Linked DNA regions of Homo sapiens: regions 2, 3 and 4 are each linked to region 1. A link is an interaction called in ENCODE POLR2A ChIA-PET data of the cell type or tissue named here. Cell type or tissue: K562. All regions are shown on one strand.

What was found. ChIA-PET counts read pairs that join two places held together with the same protein. Peaks named below come from ENCODE experiments on the same cell type or tissue, not always from the same donor. Only the 100,000 strongest peaks of a DNase experiment are listed, where the experiment ranks them.
Region 2: POLR2A ChIA-PET joins it to region 1 with 5 read pairs; 3 of 35 experiments call an interaction of 5 or more read pairs at or near these places.
Region 3: POLR2A ChIA-PET joins it to region 1 with 6 read pairs; 2 of 35 experiments call an interaction of 5 or more read pairs at or near these places.
Region 4: POLR2A ChIA-PET joins it to region 1 with 6 read pairs; 2 of 35 experiments call an interaction of 5 or more read pairs at or near these places.

Annotation. Positions count from the first base shown.
Region 1 is chr19:28,605,566-28,608,065 of GRCh38, forward strand. ERVE-5 (endogenous retrovirus group E member 5) reads left to right here and starts at 1,123. Exons shown (of 4, transcript NR_135636.1): 1 at 1,123-1,539. The region is part of intron 1 of LOC124904681 (a long non-coding RNA gene); the gene reads right to left. It also overlaps the pseudogene LOC100420587. RefSeq lists an enhancer at 346-1,545. In K562, no CTCF peak of the experiment used is centred here; DNase peaks (open chromatin) are centred at 206 and 1,006; H3K4me3 peaks cover 2,284 bases.
Region 2 is chr19:28,551,963-28,554,462 of GRCh38, forward strand. It overlaps the pseudogene LOC100420587. Among named protein-coding and RNA genes, the nearest start is that of ERVE-5, 53 kb to the right of the region's middle. In K562, no CTCF peak of the experiment used is centred here; a DNase peak (open chromatin) is centred at 1,159.
Region 3 is chr19:28,513,607-28,516,106 of GRCh38, forward strand. It overlaps the pseudogene LOC100420587. Among named protein-coding and RNA genes, the nearest start is that of ERVE-5, 92 kb to the right of the region's middle. In K562, no CTCF peak of the experiment used is centred here; no DNase peak of the experiment used is centred here.
Region 4 is chr19:28,517,649-28,520,148 of GRCh38, forward strand. It overlaps the pseudogene LOC100420587. Among named protein-coding and RNA genes, the nearest start is that of ERVE-5, 88 kb to the right of the region's middle. In K562, no CTCF peak of the experiment used is centred here; no DNase peak of the experiment used is centred here.

The DNA.
Region 1 (2,500 bases):
TTACTGACAAAGCACTAAGCATATCACAAAAGAAGTTCAAAATCAATTCATCTGCTTCCAAGCAGAAGCGAGTCTAACAGGCAGTGAAGCATCATCTTGATAATGTAGTTGTTCCAAAAGAAGAAGGAATTAACCAGGCTACCCTAAATGTGTCTGTATGACATGCTTTTTTGTTTCTGTTACCCTGATAAGGACTTAAAATTCCATTTGTATGGAAATAAACTAAGCTTCCGAAGTTATCTTCCTGTTCCGGGGAGTTATCTCAGGAGGTTTGCTGCAGAATTTTTCTCTGACTAAATGGGATCTTAGGCTCAGAGGCTGCAAGGTTTCAGCTTTTGTTGTTAAATAGTAAAGCACACTCTACTTCCAGCCACTACAACTGTGCTTCTTTAAGGGCGGTATCCATTAAGGTTGTTTGATTACAAACAAAGAAAACTGGCTCTAAGCAACTTGCTATCCTTCCAACAAGTTCTTTTTCTACTTAATATTAACTAAAGAATCAGCTGAGCAGGTTAAAATTAGAATGGGAACCGTGCAGCGCATTGGGTGGTAGAAAATAGTTGACAACTCTCTCAGAGTTTATTCATTCCAACAATAGAACCCGCTGCAACCATTCTTTTCTGCATTCTCTACAATTTTTTCATTTTTTTTTTAGTATGATGTTTTGCTATCTAGCATTCTCCCCTCAAGACTGAAAGTCCCAAGAAAATGAGTCCAATTGTCCATGCTTGAGTCATATGCCCATGCTAGGGTGACAATCTCACCAAGATGTTCCTTAGTGAGTGAGGAAAGTTTGCCAAAGAGACATGGCAGTGCTGTTCCAAGAAAAGAAAGAGCTGGGTGCTGGGTGGGCAAGGACCACAGAGGAACTAAGAAGAGAGGCTATTTCTCCTACTGTCCCATCTCCAAAGAAAAGGAGGAAGTAAAAACCGAAAAATAACAGACTGATTGGCGCCAGTGGCCAGGCCTGTAGGTTAAAGATTAAACCCCACCCAAACCGCTTGTGCTATCTATAGATCACAGACAACGGTATGAAGAAATACTTGCATTGCTCACCACCCCCACCTAGTCACGTACCCCATGCTTGCTGGATCTATCATGACCCTTTCACGTGGACCCCTTAGAGTCGTAAGCCCTTAAAAGGGCCAGGAACTCTTTCTTCGGGGAGCTTGGTTCTTGAGATGCAAGTCTGTCGACGCTCCCAGCAGAATAAAGCCTCTTCCTTCTTTAACCTGGTGTCTGAAGGGTTTTGTCTGTGGCTTGTCCTGCTACATTTCTTGGTTTCCTGACCGGGAAGTGAGGTGATTAAGGGACAGTGGAGGCAGCCCCTTAGGCGGCTTAGCCTTGCCCTGCGGAGCATCCCTGTGGGGTACTCCGGCCAGCTTGAGCAATGTGGATCCTGAGAGTGCTCCTGGGTAGGCATTTGCCCCAGTGGAATGCCTCATCAGAGTGGTGCATGGCAGGCCCCCACGGAGGATCAACACAGGGGCTGAACACTGGGAAGGAACTGGCACGTGGAGTCCGGACATCTGGAATATGGTAGGACCGGTCCCAGGAACTTACCCACCCCATTTGAGTGGAAGCATGGCCTGATCACCCATGGTGTGCCCTTATTGGCACTTTGGTCTCAGTTTTGATTTTGATTTGGCTCGGCTTGTTTGAAAAAAAGGAAAGTGAAAGTGAGTGAATGCTTGTTTGGGATGGGCAACAGATAGACAGTGGTTGCCGTCCGAAGTGAGTGTTGAGCCCTGAGCTGCAGTTCCGTAGGATACCTCGTACAGCTAAGTGGCGGTTCGTGCTGGTGCCTGGTACCAGCCTGCCTAAGAGGATCTGAGATTCCCGCAAGGGAAGTGGCCAGTGTCAGGCGAGGCAAGTGAGTGACCCCTTTACCCTTTCCCTTCTTGTGTTGTGAGCATTGTTTTTGTCTGGCGGGGGTGAGGGTGGTGGAGATGGGTGAGACGCAAAGTAAGCCCACTCCATTAGGAACTATGTTAAAGAATTTCAAAAAAGGTTTTAATGGAGATTATGGGGTTAATATGACCCCAGGAAAACTTAGGACCTTGTGTGAGATAGATTGGCCAGCATTAGAAGTGGGTTGGCCATCAGAAGGAAGCCTAGACAGGTCCCTTGTTTCAAAGGTATGGCACAAGGTAACTGGTAAGCCAGGATACCCAGCCCAGTTTCCATACATAGACACTTGGTTACAGCTGGTTTTAGGCCCCCCATGGTGGTTAAGAGGACAGGCAGCAGCAGTACTAATGGCAAAGGGACAGACAGCCAAGGAAGAATCCTGCTCCACCCGCCAAGGGAAGTTGGCTCCTAAAGTCCTGTCCGACCCAACATCAGAGAATTCATGGCAAGAAATGGTGCCAGTAGCCCCCCTCTTTCACCAAGAAGGAAGGCCTCCCCCTCCTGAGTCCACTGAGCCTGAGCTTCCACAAGACCTACGTACCCCTAGGCCACCCAGAGTAGAAAAGAAAGGATGCGAGACCTTGGGAGA
Region 2 (2,500 bases), 54 kb before region 1:
ATATTTAAACAGGGCACACACATGAAACATATAAGACAAACTCGACAAACTGGTCTATATTAAAAATAAGAACTTCTGTTTATCGAAAGAGATCATTAGGAGAGTGCAAACAGCAAGCATGAGAGCAGAGTGTATACTCATTATACACATGGCAACAAAGGCCTCAGGGCCAGAATGTGTCAACCAGAAATAATAACATCCTCCCCATGTACCTCAAATTCCATGATGAATGTGGACAGATTTTGAAACCTACAAAATGCTTCATCAGTATAAGGAATGACATGCTTGGTCTTCTTGGTGGGTCACTGCAACAGTCCCAGATGGAGCCGAGGCAGTCTCTCCCTTTCGCATGGCAAAACCAGGGATCGCCACCCTCCCACCTATGCCCATTACCTACAAGATGCCACCCAGGGTCCTTGGCATGTCTTTTACAGACCTTCATCCTTTAGTCCTTGCTGTCATCTCTCCCCTTATCCTCACCATTGGCCCCATCCATGCTGAGCTCCAGCCCCCCTGAGTTGCTTTGCCCCGATTACACCACACTCATTAACATCCCTGGGCCTTCCGCAAGCTCTTTCCTCTTCCCAAGATACTCTTTCCTCCCTGCACTGGCAAGCCACCACACTCAGCTGAGGATTTCAGGGGTTCAACACCACAGCTGCTTTGTGGCCTGCTTTAGAGAACCATACAGACAGGGACTGTATACCAAACACGTCAGCCCCACTCCTTGGTCTTGGGAATGGATACAAAGAAAGCAGAGATGCCACCGAAAGAAAGGAAAAAAAAAATAAAAAAAGCCTGGCAGGGAAGTTCCAGATGATGTTGTGTGAGAGGGTGGTCTCTCAGAATAATCCCAGCAGACGCACATGCACTTCCTGCCTTTCCTATGAGACTTCCCTGTGAGACTGTGACACAGCCCCGAATCCTGGCTTTGGCAGCTGACAGACATGGGTCCAAGTCCAAGCTCTGCCAGTTACTAGATAAATGACCTTGAGCAAATTACTCCAGCTCCCTCAGTTTCCCCATCGATCACTTGGGGTAACAAAGCCAACCCTGCCACTACAGACATCAGACTAAGCCACTCTTGTGGTTTGAAGATGGTGAGGGGAATCTGTTGGATTCTAGTTGAGCACGCTGATGACTCATCAGTTCAAATATCACGTGGCTTTCCTATTTCCCGTGTCAGTTGCAGGGCCTCTAAAATGGCTGTGACTTCCATCATATGCCCCATTCGTGGCTGTCCCCAGGCACTGGAAACACCCTACCTTCATCTGCTGTGCCAGGCATGCCGGCCTCCCCCAGGCTTTTCAGAGACTCTGAAGATTTCCCAGGCATGAACACCTTGCACATCCCAGACACAGCCCATTGCTTGCAGCAGATGTAGCATCAAACACCCTTTGTGATTCTGAGGATCATAAAAAACATTACCCAAAAAGTTTCCTTTTAAATACCAATGGTTTTCTCTGCCATGCCACCCAGATTTCAACCGTATGCAGCTTCATGCTAAGAGCTTCACTGAAAGTAAATGAAAGGGACAGCTTTAGAGTTGGCTGAAGACTGTTTGTTTGAAGGGAGACTGTATAAGCTGGTATAATGTTTAATTCTGGATGTCTGGTGGAGAGATCTCTTAGTAGCTATGGGAAGAAAAAATAGATAGGTATTTAAGGGTTTTGAACTTGGGAACAGAGTGGAGATAAACGGGCAAATGTGCTTTGGATAAGTCCAAAGTGACATGTTTGAATACACACACACACACACACAAACACACACACACACACAAAGTTATACTGAAGATTATAGCTGAAGATTCCTAAACAAGTCTAAAGCAAGCCTTTCTTAAAGAAGTGTACAGTTGGGATATATAACTGCTATAACAAAACTCAAGATTTCAACAGCTTAACACAATAAAAAATGGTATCCCTCCTCAGATCACAGTGGTTGAGCCACTCTCCTGGACAGCCCTCCTCCATGTGATGACACAAGTGCCCAAGTTCCTTCTGTCTTGCAGTTCTGCCTTGCTTGGACCTTCCACATCTACCCCATGAACCCACTGGAAAGGGAAGGCAAATGAGAGTTTGGGAGGTTCCATATGCAGGGCCTACGGGAGCCCATGACACTTCTGCCCACATTTCACAGACCCCATCTCACGGCAGCAGTCAGACATGAGTCCCCTGTGTACCTGGGCTTGGTGAACACATAACCGTCTCCGTCACTAGAATCACTAGAAGCATTCAAGCTACCAAAAATATTTCCCTTATCATTTGATGTCTAACCTTCACTGACCTTTTAACAAACCTGTTGAACATCTGCCCTGGGCCAAGCATGTTAGGGCAGGAGACCAGAGAAACACATGTGCATGTGAGAAGGGGCGGCACAGGAGTTTGGGGCCCAGGCTCTGAAGTTGGAATCCACAGGCTCAAATTCTGCCTCCATCCCTTTTTAAGCAAAATAATACCATGGGCAATCAATCTAATCTCTCTGTGTCTCTATTTTCTCATGG
Region 3 (2,500 bases), 92 kb before region 1:
ATTTGCAACATGGTATTCTGGAAATAATAAAACTTTGTCTTCCAACTTTTTATGGAAAATTATTTTTACTGATTGATTGATTGAGACAGGGTCTCCCTCTGTTGCCCAGGCTGCCATGCAGTGGTGCAATCACAGCTCATTACAGCCTTTACCTCTCAGGTTCAAGTGGTCCTCCCACCTCAGCCTCTTGAGTAGCTGGGACCACAGGTGCACAGCACTACACCTGGCTCATTTTTTTTTGTTTTGTAGAGATGAAAATTTTTATGTTGCCCAGGCTTATCTCAAACTTGGATTCAAGCAATCCGTCCTCCTCAGCCTCCCAAAGTACTGAGATTATAGGCATGAGCTACTGTACCTGGCTGGGAAATTATTTTTAGCCCAGAATTCTATATCCAATATCAAGAATAAGGTTAAAAATAAACATATTAAACTCATAAAAATATCATAAATTCACCTTCTATGGGAAAATAAATTACTGAAGGATGTTCTCTGCCCCTCAAGTTCTGGGACCTCAGCAAAAGCAGCAGGAAAAGGCTGGCATCATCGGGACACACCTTCCCTCAGGTGTCTGTGGCTCCTACCAGCCCAGGCTGGGGCTTCTGCAGGGCTGTCAGCCACAACCTCTACTGTGGGCCCTCCATGTGACCCCTCCACATAAGCTAGTTTGATTCCATGGGTGAGCATCCCAAGATAACAAGCATATAGGCATGGCCTTTCACGGTCTGGGCTCAGAGGTCACATAGCATCACGTCTGCTGCACTCTGCTGATCAAGGCAGTCACCAAGACCCAGCCAGGGTCAGGGAGAGAACATGGTGTAGCTGTAAAAGCATGGGGGTTGGCAGACATTGTTGCAGTCATTTTTAGAAAATATGACCTGCCACGGCAGTGAGCAAGGGCACCAGTGACATCCATGGTCAAATCCAAGTAACTCTCAGTGGTGTGACTGTGAGACATAATGCAATTGACAAGAATGAGAATTTTTAAAGCTTTGGCCTATATAAAAAATTAAAAAATGAATGAAATATAGAACTAAGATTCCAGGTTATTTCAAAATAATGTGGATGTTAGGAGTAGAGGTGGAAAGGAGAGTATAATGTGTGCTAAGTGTCTTGTTCATTTGAAGTAGTTACAGGTAGAAATTAATTCTGGACTTTAAATTATGACTATATTCACATGGATTAGTAAAATGTTTAAAACTCTTGTATAATACTTTGGCATTAAAAATAATAACTTTAAGGCCAACCATTAGAAGACTAGACATAAGATGTAATTTCTAAAACAGTAAAATAATGGAAGTGACAAAAAACAATAAAACAAGAAGAAGATATTTTAAGGCCAAAACATGAAATAAGATGGTAGTAATTATGTAAACACATCATTAGTCACAAATGTGAATTTAATCTCCTTTTTAAAGAGAGAAATTTTTAAATTGGAATGTTTTAAATTCAGCTGTATGTTATTTACAAAAAAGCATGCCTAAATTTGGAAAAAAAAAAAAAAAGAGAGAGAGGAAAATTTGAAAATAAAAAAATAAATGAAGATATACCAGGGAAATGCTAACTAAAAGAAAGCAGAAATGTCAATAGCAATAGTAGTCAAAATGGACTTCAAAGTGAGAGGCATTAAATGCATTAAATAGGAATGAGACATATTTATATTATAAAAATTACAGTTGCCTCCAAAATATAACAATCATTAACCTTTATGAACAGAGCAATATTATATTGGTATTTATAGAGTTAAAACTCCTGGAAACATAAGAGAAACTGACAAACCACAATCTTGGCGAGAGATTTTAAAACCTCTCCAAGAAATTAAGATACCAACTAGATGAAAAAAAATTAAGCCATAGAGGACATAAATAGTTATTGTACTTTCATATAAACTTCCAGTTTCTAATTTAATTAACTATATAGTTGCATTGCTAATATGAATTGTTCTCAGTAAAAAGGCTGCACAATGTTTTCAAATACCTGTTGGATTTTTTTTGTTTGTTTGTTTATTTACCAAACCAGGGTATTTAGCATATACATTACCTCCTACAGTTATTATTTATTTGTTGTGAGAACATTCAGAATTGTCTCTTCTTGCCTTTTTAGAGTATACAACAGAGAAATGTTAACCACAGTCACCCTCCTGTGTAATAGAACGCCAGAACTTATTCCTCCTATCTAACTGTAACTTCGTACTCACTGACCAACCTCTCCCTGTTTCCAGTGGAACAACCTTTAACTACCCTTTTATTAGTCAAAATAAATAAATAAATAAGTTGCCAAAAGTCAAAAATCACACAGGTCACATTCAGTGATCCAATAAAAATAAGTTTCGCAAACACCTCGTTTCGAAATTAAAGCAACTCTAAATATATCTTAGTTTAATGTGAATATCAAAACTGAAATTACATCTCTTGCCTGAGACCTAAAATAGTAAAACACATGGAAGAACACAGCAGGATGGTGGCTACCATGGCATTGAAGGAATGTGATGTGGGGAGTTGTT
Region 4 (2,500 bases), 88 kb before region 1:
GGAGGTTGCAGTGAGCCAAGATTGTCCCACTGCACTCCAGCCTGGGTGACAGAGCGAGACGCTGTCTCAAAAAAAAAAAAAAAAAAAAAAAGAAAAAAAATATGTATTCAATAGGAAGAAATAAAACCTAATCTACTGATTATAAACATGATTGTTTATACAAAAAATAATCAGCTAAAAATTGTTAGAATCTATGAGTTTAGTAAGGTGGCCAAATAAAACAACATTCCCAAACCAATAGGTTTCCTGCACACCAGTAGTAATCAATTAGAAAAAGTTGAATTTCAGTATTTATAGTTTTCTAGGAATTAGTCTATTTCTTCTAAGTTGTAGACATTATGAATATAGCATCATCCTTTTCATGACTGAAGGATCTGTAGAGATATTTCCTGCTTTATCTGGACATTGGTGATCTGTGTCTTTTTTTCTATTGTGTCAGCCTTGAAAAAGATAAAAAGAAATTGACCAGGAGATTTGTCAATTTTACTGATTTTTTTTAAAAAGAACTGCCTTTTAAATTTTATTGATGTTCTCTCATTGTTCACCTGTTTTCAATTTTATAATTGAAAACATCTTTAAAAAGCAGAAATGTATGGTATCTTTCTCATTTCTATCTGTTTGCTTTGAGTTTACGTTGTTCTTCTTTTTCTAGGTTTTTCGTGGAAAGCCTCTGAAACGTCTACCTGGAGCTCTCTGTGTAGTTGTATGGATACCTCCCCAGGTGTGCCTCTCTGAGAGGACAGGTCTGCCTTGAGCTATAAACATGGCATTTGTCGGCCAGGCGCAGTGGCTCAAGCCTGTAATCCCAGCACTTTGGGAGGCCAAGGCGGGTGGATCACAAGGTCAGCAGTTTGAGACCAGCCTGACCAACATGGTGAAACCCCATCTCTACTAAAAATACAAAAAAATTAGCTGGGCGTGGTGGCGGGCACCTGTAGTCCCAGCTACTCGGGAGGCTGAGGCAGGAAGAATGGCGTGAACCCCAGAGGTGGAGCTTGCAGTGAGCTGAGATTGCACCACCGCACTCCAGCCTGGGCAACAGAGCGAGACTCCGTCTCAGAGAAAAAAAAAAAAAAGGAAAAACAACCCTGGCATTTGTCAGCATGCATGCTGTTGAAAGCTGTGGGATTAGATGAGGTGATAAGGTGCAATTGTGTAGGCAGGGCCCAGGACAAAGCTGCAGTGTTTTAAGGTCTGGAGAAGAAAATCCAGCAAAGGGGACTGAGGGATGGCAGGAGCGAGGAGGAAGAGAATCAGTCAGAAATAATGTCACTTTGGGAGGCAAGGCGGGCAGATCACCTGAAGTCAGGAGTTTGAGACCAGCCTCGCCAACATGATGAAACCCCATCTCTACTAAAAATACAAAAATTAGCCAGGTGTGGTGGCAGGTGCCTATAATCCCAGCTACTCGTGAGGCTGAGGTGGGAGAATCACTTGAACCTGGGAGGCGGAGGTTGCAGCGAGCCAAGTTTGCACCATTGCACTCCAGCCTGGGCGACAGAGTGAGACTCCATCTCAAAAAAAGAGAGGAAAAAAAAAGGTCAAAAGAGCAGCACTTTTCAGAAGGAAAACATGGACAACTGTGCCATGCTGATGAGAGATCAAACAAGATGAAGTCCTAAATGGTTCACTGGAAGCAGCAACGTGGAAGCCCCTGGTGACTTTGACATGAGCAGTTTCACTGGAGTGTGGCAGACAGAATCTGACTGAGGAGCTGGGGGTCAGGGCGGGAGGGGGTGCTCAGCAGGCAAGGGTGTCACATTTGTTAATGAAGACGGTGTCACATTTGTTAATGAAGATGTTCTCTCCTTTGAATGAGATGATGCATTTAGTGTGTAACAGTGTCCGGCTCACAGTCGGGCCTTGCTAACACTTTGCTTTCACTCACTTCCTTATCTTTCATTCACTGACCAGAAAGGTTAATGGTGGCTGTTCCTCTTTTGAAAAGCGGATTGGGAACACCAGCATAGCTATTTTGACACTGGGATTTCTGTTAGAAAAGTAGATGTGACTTATTCCCTTTGGGTGGAACTCCTTTTCTAGAAAGGGAGGCAACACACATGTTGGGTAAATCTCAGTTTCTAGAGTCAGGCTGCCATAAGTTAAATCTCAGTTCCGCCCCCGAGACATGTAGCTATGGGGATTTTACATGAACTCCCGAGTCTCAGTTTTCTCACCATCAACCATTCATCAGAATAGTGCCTACCTCACCAATGCACACCTTAAGCACCTGGCGCCTCTGTTAGCTACCATTTAAGTTGAGAATTTCCCTGTGAGGTTTTTTCAGAGGAGGTTCCTTCTACAATAAACCACCAAGTACTTGGTCCCCTTTTGCAGAAATCCATCCACACCATGTGTAAACACAGGGGCTGGGAACTTGCATGGTAAACCAGGTCAGCCAAACACGGATTAACAATGCCAGGCCCATTTCACCTGCAAAGTATCAGCGACTCTTCAATCGGCAGGTCCCCAGCTGCCTTGCAGCACAGCCAGGGCCTAG